Linked DNA regions of Homo sapiens: all the other regions are linked to region 3. The links are chromatin loops, found by intact Hi-C in ENCODE. Cell type or tissue: B cell. All regions are shown on one strand. Region 1 holds the start of GPR65 (G protein-coupled receptor 65). Region 2 overlaps GALC (galactosylceramidase). Region 3 holds the start of SPATA7 (spermatogenesis associated 7).

The links. Hi-C counts contacts between places; a loop is a spot of excess contacts. Peaks named below come from ENCODE experiments on the same cell type or tissue, not always from the same donor. Only the 100,000 strongest peaks of a DNase experiment are listed, where the experiment ranks them.
Region 1: it touches region 3 in a loop (3-fold over the local background); 42 of 110 quality-filtered maps call a loop at or near these places.
Region 2: it touches region 3 in a loop (5-fold over the local background); 23 of 110 quality-filtered maps call a loop at or near these places.

The regions. Positions count from the first base shown.
Region 1 is chr14:88,004,929-88,007,428 of GRCh38, forward strand. GPR65 (G protein-coupled receptor 65) reads left to right here and starts at 207. Exons shown (of 2, transcript NM_003608.4): 1 at 207-294. RefSeq lists enhancers at 622-791, 1,592-1,651. In B cell, no CTCF peak of the experiment used is centred here; DNase peaks (open chromatin) are centred at 203 and 1,513; H3K4me3 peaks cover 2,406 bases; H3K27ac peaks cover 2,425 bases.
Region 2 is chr14:87,944,238-87,946,737 of GRCh38, forward strand. GALC (galactosylceramidase) reads right to left here. Exons shown (of 17, transcript NM_000153.4): 14 at 1,316-1,496. Among named protein-coding and RNA genes, the nearest start is that of GALC, 48 kb to the right of the region's middle. In B cell, CTCF peaks have their summits at 984 (motif pointing right) and 1,190; a DNase peak (open chromatin) is centred at 944.
Region 3 is chr14:88,384,411-88,386,910 of GRCh38, forward strand. SPATA7 (spermatogenesis associated 7) reads left to right here and starts at 1,247. Exons shown (of 12, transcript NM_018418.5): 1 at 1,247-1,427. The coding sequence starts at 1,409. RefSeq lists enhancers at 930-1,009, 1,040-1,109, 1,120-1,439. In B cell, no CTCF peak of the experiment used is centred here; a DNase peak (open chromatin) is centred at 1,231; H3K4me3 peaks cover 1,929 bases; H3K27ac peaks cover 971 bases; H3K27me3 peaks cover 447 bases.

The sequences.
Region 1 (2,500 bases), 380 kb before region 3:
ATAATATCAGTACATACTTGTAATTAAGATGCAATGAGACAAGTGAGTTATAAAAATTACAGTACAGTAAACAATAAATAAAAACATCTTTAAAAGTATTTAAGAGACTTTTTTTGTTCAAACTTGGATAACGCACACCCTTCTCATTGAGATGCTGCTTCCTCATTGGTTTGTGCTGAAATATGAGTGCAATTTCCTGTCCCCTCAGCAGTGTTGGTTTCTCTTCTTGACTTGATGCAGGCACAGATTTATCAAGCTCCTCAGTCAACAAACACATCACCGGAAGAAATATGGGTAAGTATAAGATTAAAAAATAAAATAATATTTTAAAGTAGATAACATGCTTTGGCATAATTGTCAGTGATGTTCGCAACATTCTTCCTGGTTTAGGCTGTATAAATGTGGTAATGCAAAGCATGATAAGAGAGAAAGAAATGAGGAAGACACATGGTTTCCTCTACTTTGAGCAGTGGTAAAGGGCCAAACTTTAAATTTAGAACTAATTAGGCAAAACCATAGATATAGAAAAAGGGGGTTGTTCATACTTTATTTTCTTTTCAGGAAACAGTGCTTTGGCAAACTTCATTCAGTATTAGGAAGAAGCCTACCAGCCCCTGGCTTTAGAGCTATCTGGCACCAATCCCTCATCTGTACAATGGTCCAGTAAATACTTTTTATATCCATCAGAAAAAAATGTGATATTAGGAAAGAATATTTCCAGTATTAATAAATGTCAAGTAATAATTATTAGTTAATAAGTGACTACCACAGTGCCTGAAATATATAGTAGAGTCTTAATAAGTAACTATTAAACTGATAGATGAAAGCAAGCATTTTCTATAACACTGTAGGAAAATATTGTACTTTTGGTCATCGTCATCAATGATTTGTACTATTTTTAGATCTGTTCAAGAATAGATATACTTTAATATACTGTAGATTGTCTTTTTTGACATCTGGTAAAAATTAAAAAATTAAAAACTCACCAAAATTTCTCAGTGCTTGTTCTAAAAACAATTTTCTCAAAATTTGATTAAAGGAGGCAAAATAATATCTGAAAAGATATGTGAATACTGTAATAGGAATTATATACAGTATTCCACTAAAATCTCAGATCCACCCAAATTAAATGAACAACTATTATCTGCAGAGCCTAGTATTATACGTGAAGTGTTACCATATAAATTACACTCTGAGCACCTCCAGCTTTTCTGCTATGCTGTGGCTAGATGACTAAAGATGATTTCTTTTCAGAAAATGTAGGGGACAGCACAAAGATTGGTGCAGACTACCAATGTCATTAAAACAATATTACCAGCTAACGTACAGTGAATGCCTCCCATGTGCTAGGAACTTTGCTTCATATGTCGTTTCATTTAACCCTCACAACAATCTTAGAAACTGGGTACTAACTTACACATGTGAAAACTGGAACTTAGAGAGGTGAAGAAACACCAATGGGCCCAGAGTGCTGTTGAGAGGCATTCGAATTGTCTCCAGAGCCCACGCTCTTAACCACAAGCCTGTACTGCCTCTGCGTCACTACAAAGAAGAGGGCCTCTGCTTCATCAACCCATCCTGTCTTGTGGTTAAGTCAAGGCAGGAAATGCTTTTACAGCTAGAGAAATGTATTCCATTGAAAACTTTATAAACCTTTCTAAAAATCATTTTTTCATTTAATCTGTCATACCATTTTTAAAGAAAATGATGACTATCTATTGAGTAACACGGACAAAGGAGGAAGAGGCACATGCTGCCCATTACCCGACTTTCTCGGTCCTGGTCTTAAGGGGAGGATGTTTTCATGGTTCAGGTGTTCTTCCCAAGACACATGAGCCTGGTGTTGGACGTGTTGTGTGTGCATCAGAGTCCCATCCGCGGGGGCTGATTCAATCTTCCTGCATCGCAGACATTACCCTAGTGTCCTTTTCCTACTTCAGTTATATCCTTTAGAAGTTTCTTTAGTGGGGATTTTGGATGTAAATGTTCTGAGTGGTAGTTTACCTGAAAATGTCCTAATTCTTGCTCTGGTCCTTGAAATTTAGTTCTGTTGAGTATATAATTATAGGATGACATATATTTTCTTAGCAATTTGGAACTTTTAATCTTCTGCTGTCTGTTATCGCTGTTGAGAAGTCTTTTGTCCGTCTAAATTCCATCCTTCATAGGTAGTCCATCTTTCCTCTCTGGCTCTTTTTTCCTTAGTCTTTGGTGAACTGCAATTTTATTGCAATGTGTCTAAGTATAGGTTTCCATTTTTGTGTTTTTAATCCTATTTGGGATTTTCTAAGCTTCATAAATCTGCAGATTTCATGAGGATTGAAGATGCATGAGGATTCTTCATCCATCCTCAAGATTCCTTCATCAGTTCTAGAAAGCTCATCATCTTTGTGAATATTGCCTTTTCAACATTCTCTCTTTTCGATCTTTATGGAATTCCAATTATGTATATGCCACCCTTTTCACCTTTTCTCCATATCTCTTATATTTTCCCATGTCC
Region 2 (2,500 bases), 440 kb before region 3:
TTAAGGGGCTTCTCAATCTTTTTGGAGTCCCAGCCAGAAATAAGATTGAGTTTGAGTTTAGAAAGAGCCCTCTATGGTATTCAAGTGCATGGGGTATAGGGGATGTCACAGAAAAAAAAGTTTCCTATACGGCGACTTCAAAACTGGAGATCAAAACAATGGGACCCAGGCCTTGGACACTTAAACCCAGCCACTGGACTTAAAATAAGACCATCAGTCACAAATAAGGATGCCAAGAACTCCACTACCATAACTGGAAAATCTAGGTAAAGTTTCCACCTCAGAGACAATGGGACAAGCAGAAATTCTGCGTAAAAACACAAGCCACAAATGTCATCCTAAATTAGGAAGGAATTCTTCACTGCACCTCAATAACTCTTCATAGTGTTATAAGGGTTCCAGGGGCTCTGGATAACTAAAAGTTTCTTAAGACTTATGTCAGAGCTTGGGACTAGAATCAGGATTTCTAACTGGGAGTAAGGCACTTCAGGAGGGATAAACACTTTCTGCACACTCCATAGACAGGCAATTCAAGGCTCTTTTCAGAATTCTTTTCTCTTCCCTCTCCAGTTTCCAAGCTTCGGATATGGCTTTTTGGTGGCTTGGTATTACTAGTACTAGCTCTAAACCTGGAATGTGTATGTGTTTCTTTTCCCACAGTGGAATCATACTAGTTATAGGAAAAAATGAAAAAGAAACACATGACAGGTGGAATAAGTCAGCACATAGAAATTCTGTAACTAAAGAGGAAGGGAAAGTTTTAGTTTGGCATTATATTTTATGTGAATAATATAACTTGTCTCTTTACCAGATGACTAAATAAAAAGTTAAATTCACTAGGCGACTAAAGCTGATTAGCTTTTTACTATTGCCATCTACTGTCACCTGGTAAATCTTTTAATAAGGCTAAGACGGTGTAATTCTAAGATTGGTCCACTAGATGGCAACACCAGATCAACAAATCAACTCTCCAGCAAAACAAAAACTTAAAAATACCTCACAAATCCGTCTATTTATAAACAAATATTAAATTATAATTGGGTCCAAAAGTCCTTAGTTTTTATACTGGAATCAAATTGCTCCTGTAATAATCACTATTAAATAGGGCAAAAATGAGGGAAGGACACTGGGGCAGCAAAACAATTTGCAGCTTTGTGGTCATCACCATACTATTCAACAACCCTTAATATTACATATTACACATCTATTAGGTTCTTGAAATAGGAGGACCATTGAAAACTCTTCACTTCAAAATGTACCTGACAATATTACAAGGGTATTTCAGCCAGATCCACATTGAGAACATCAATCTTACCAGTTGTAGTCTCCTATAATACTGATTGTGTTGGATGCATCGGCAGCCCATGTAATGGGTCTCTGGTTGAGAACTTGGCGTAGCGTGAAGTGATGCTCGCCAGGGTCTTCAATATTTGTAAAATATTCAAATACACCAGTTTGATCAGCAAAGTTTGGAGCTTCACTAAAAAATGGGTAATCTGTTCAGAATGTAAGAAATTCTCTGTTTAGTATCAAATCCTTCAGAAGCTCTCCTTGCTGATATTTTATAGTATGTCTGAAACACTTCTGAAAGCTTTTAAATAAATAAATAAAATCTAAACCAAAGTTTAGGGCCTAGGTCTAATAAAGATACATTAATTTTTGTATCATCATTACTAAATATCAAGATGATGAGTTCGACATATAGATGCTGCATAATATTTAATCCAGGCATCTGGTGTAGAGGAAAGGTCATGAGTTTTGAAGTAAGACCTAGATTCAAATTCGAGTTCAGTCTGTCGCCCTGGACAAGCTATTTAACTGCCCTGCATCTAAAGTTTCTTCATTTCCAGGTTTGCAGGAGGACAAGAGAATTAAAGAAAAGATAACAGGTACATAAGCCAGCACCTGGCAAGGGCTCAATAAGGGATAGCTTTATTATTTCTAATATCTGTCAAGCAAGGTTCCAAATCATGCGTCACAATCATCTGCCAAAAGAGCATAAGAAAGGTTTACTATATCAAGCATAAAATTTACAAATTTTCTTCTACTTCTAAACTGCAGCAAAAACCAGTTTTGGGCCTAAGTTATCAATCCCTTTTTAGTTTTACTAAATTAAATTATAGTCTTACAATAATGAATGCTGTAGAGGAGAAATTTTACATATCTTATAGCTCTTATACCTCATGCTTTTCCAAGTGTTTTTGCATTCATTACCTCATTTGAGACATTTAGAACCCTAACAAGTATCTCCAGAGCCTAGCTTATAATATTTAACTTAGTTTTAAATTTATATTGTAGCTCATAAAGTATTACATTTTATATTTGAAGGTTTGAAATTGCCTCTTAGTCTTCAGGGTCACAAAATATTGGTCTTGGTGCTGGCAGTTCTTCAATCTCATTATCTAGGCCATATCCCACACAGATTCCTCACTTACTGAAGGCAAAAGTCACTTTTGCTAACAGAGAACCAAGCGAGCAACAGATTTTAAAGACCCTGTGT
Region 3 (2,500 bases):
CAGTTCAAGGTTGGACAGACAATTGCTGGACAGATGTCCTCATAGAAGTATCTTTTTGGGTAAGGTGGAGGTCTTTGTGCAAGGTTGTGGTTTTCGCAGTATTTTGTGATAGTTTTATTATCAGGCATTCATGGATGAGAACTCTCCTTCATGGCCTTCTCCAGTTCCACTTGTCAGGTTTTCTAACACATGTGACTCTATTTTTGATTCTGACAACTTTCACAATCTACATTAGAAAAGAGAAAACTGGGGCTCAGAAAGTTTTAGAAACTAATTCAAGATCAAGCTGGTAAGTAGCAAAAAATTTAGAATTAAGTTCTACATATCTGGTTCCAAAACCAGGACTCTTTTCATTACAGCAGTGGTTCTCAACAGAGTTGCGATTTTGCCCCCCAGGGAATATTTCACAATGTCTGGAGACATTTATGACTGTCAGGATTGGAGGTGGAGTGGGTGGGGTCTGCTTCTGAGAAGCTACTTGCTTCTAGTAAACGGAGGACAGGGATGCTACAAAACAGTTCATAGGGACAGCACCCCCACAACAGAGAATTATACAACCAGCCCAAAATGTCAATGGACATTTGGGCTGAGAAGTCTTACATGACAGAATGCTTCCTACCCTGATCTGACGTTATTTCCAAGGATTCAAAGGTAACTGCTTCAAAATTAAACAAATTATAGAAAGCCATCAATAAATCAACCCCTTATTCATGTTGCAGCTCTCTTCCATTATAAATAAAAATGGATTGAAACTTACGATAAAAGGGAGGCAGGGACAGGAGCGGGGAAGCTTGGCGAGCAGAAAGGAAATTCAAACTTATTATTAAGGTTAAGAATTAAGATGTAAATATGTAGATGTTTTTCACCCCTAGGATTTTCACTAATCCAAAAGTTCACGGACTGCTTTGAAATTTAATTATTTGGAACTGGTTAAATGTTACCCTGACCTCAGCTAACATTTGTGTTTCACTTTTCTCCGGGACCCAGGGGACGTGGATGCCAGATGAGTCCACCTCCTCTCCCTGCTCTTCCCGCAGGGACAGAGCCTGCCAGGTGCTGGTGACTCGGATCCTGACAGGAGGTCGCTCTGCGGAAGACTGGCAGGATCCCAGAGCAACAGACTGGGGCTCGATGCCCCTTCCCCGCCAGGTCTCTCCGTCCGCAACTGTCCTCCTAGTACCGGGTATCCCGCAGGCGGGGCTGCGGAACGCACGTCCCCTGCGCCGTGACGTCACAATAGCGACTCACTGGACCCAGCCCTTAGCAACGGCCTGGCAACGGTTTCCCTGCTGCTGCAGCCCCCGTCGGCTCCTCTTTTCCAGTCCTCCACTGCCGGGGCTGGGCCCGGCCGCGGGAAGGACCGAAGGGGATACAGCGTGTCCCTGCGGCGGCTGCAAGAGGACTAAGCATGGATGGCAGCCGGAGAGGTAAAGGGCAGCTGTCAGGGGCTACCGCCGCCTCGCCCCTCGCTCCAGGCGGCGCTCCCAGCCTCGGGTCCGGGCAGCTGAGTGCAAGGCCGCCCCTTGGGGCGCTTCCTACCCCTGGCTGAGTCGCCAGTGTTGCCTGGAGCTGCCCAGGCCTGCGCAAAGGAAGAGGGAGAGCCTGCTTGCCAGCCTCGCAGGTCCGCTTCTTTGCCCTGAATTTGTCGCCCTGACACCAGGGGCCCCTGTCTCCTGAACTCAGGGTCGTGCAGCCTTTAAAACCTCAGTAGCTCCCAGGCAGAGGAACCAGGTTTGGTCTTTGGAGTCAGACCTCCCCGGGCCCCAAATCAAACCCCTCTGCTCTCCATGGAGACGACCCTCAGTTTTCTTATCTCTTGAACGTGAGGGTCAAATACCCAGGCCATGGAGTTCTTGAGGATTAAATGCAGATAATATAGAGAAGATCCTGGCGCATTTGAAGTGGTCAGTAAATACGAAATCTCCCAGTAACGAACTACCTCCCCCAAAGCTACTGAGTAACCCAGGGTTTCTGTAACTTTCTGTGAATAGGAATCCCCTCAGGGTCATGTTAAAATGCAGATTATGATTCAGTAGGTCCCTTGGGGGTGGCTGAGATTTTGCATTTATAATAAATTCCAAGTAATGCGGTGTTGCTGGTCAGCGGACTGCAGTTTTAGCAGCAATCCGTACTCACCATATACACCTGTTCTCTACTGATTTCTTGAGTCAGGTGGACATCATGTGGTGGGGTTGGGGGTGGGGAAATACAATCTTAAATATCTACAAATCGGCCCAAACCAAATAATTTGCATTTTCACACTTTCTGAGCCAGTATCATTCTTTCCTCGAGTCAAATGAGGCAATCTTTATAGACTCCCCGCCCCTCCCAATTCAGTGTTTTTATCTATTTAAAAGACTGCCTTTAAACCAAGCTGCTAGATGATTCCTTGATGTCTTTCTTTGAATGAGTCTGCCTTTATTATATAGTCATTGATCAAAATAAGTGCTACTCCGAATGTAGGAGATAACTATTCATTGATCAGCAAACTATTCTGACA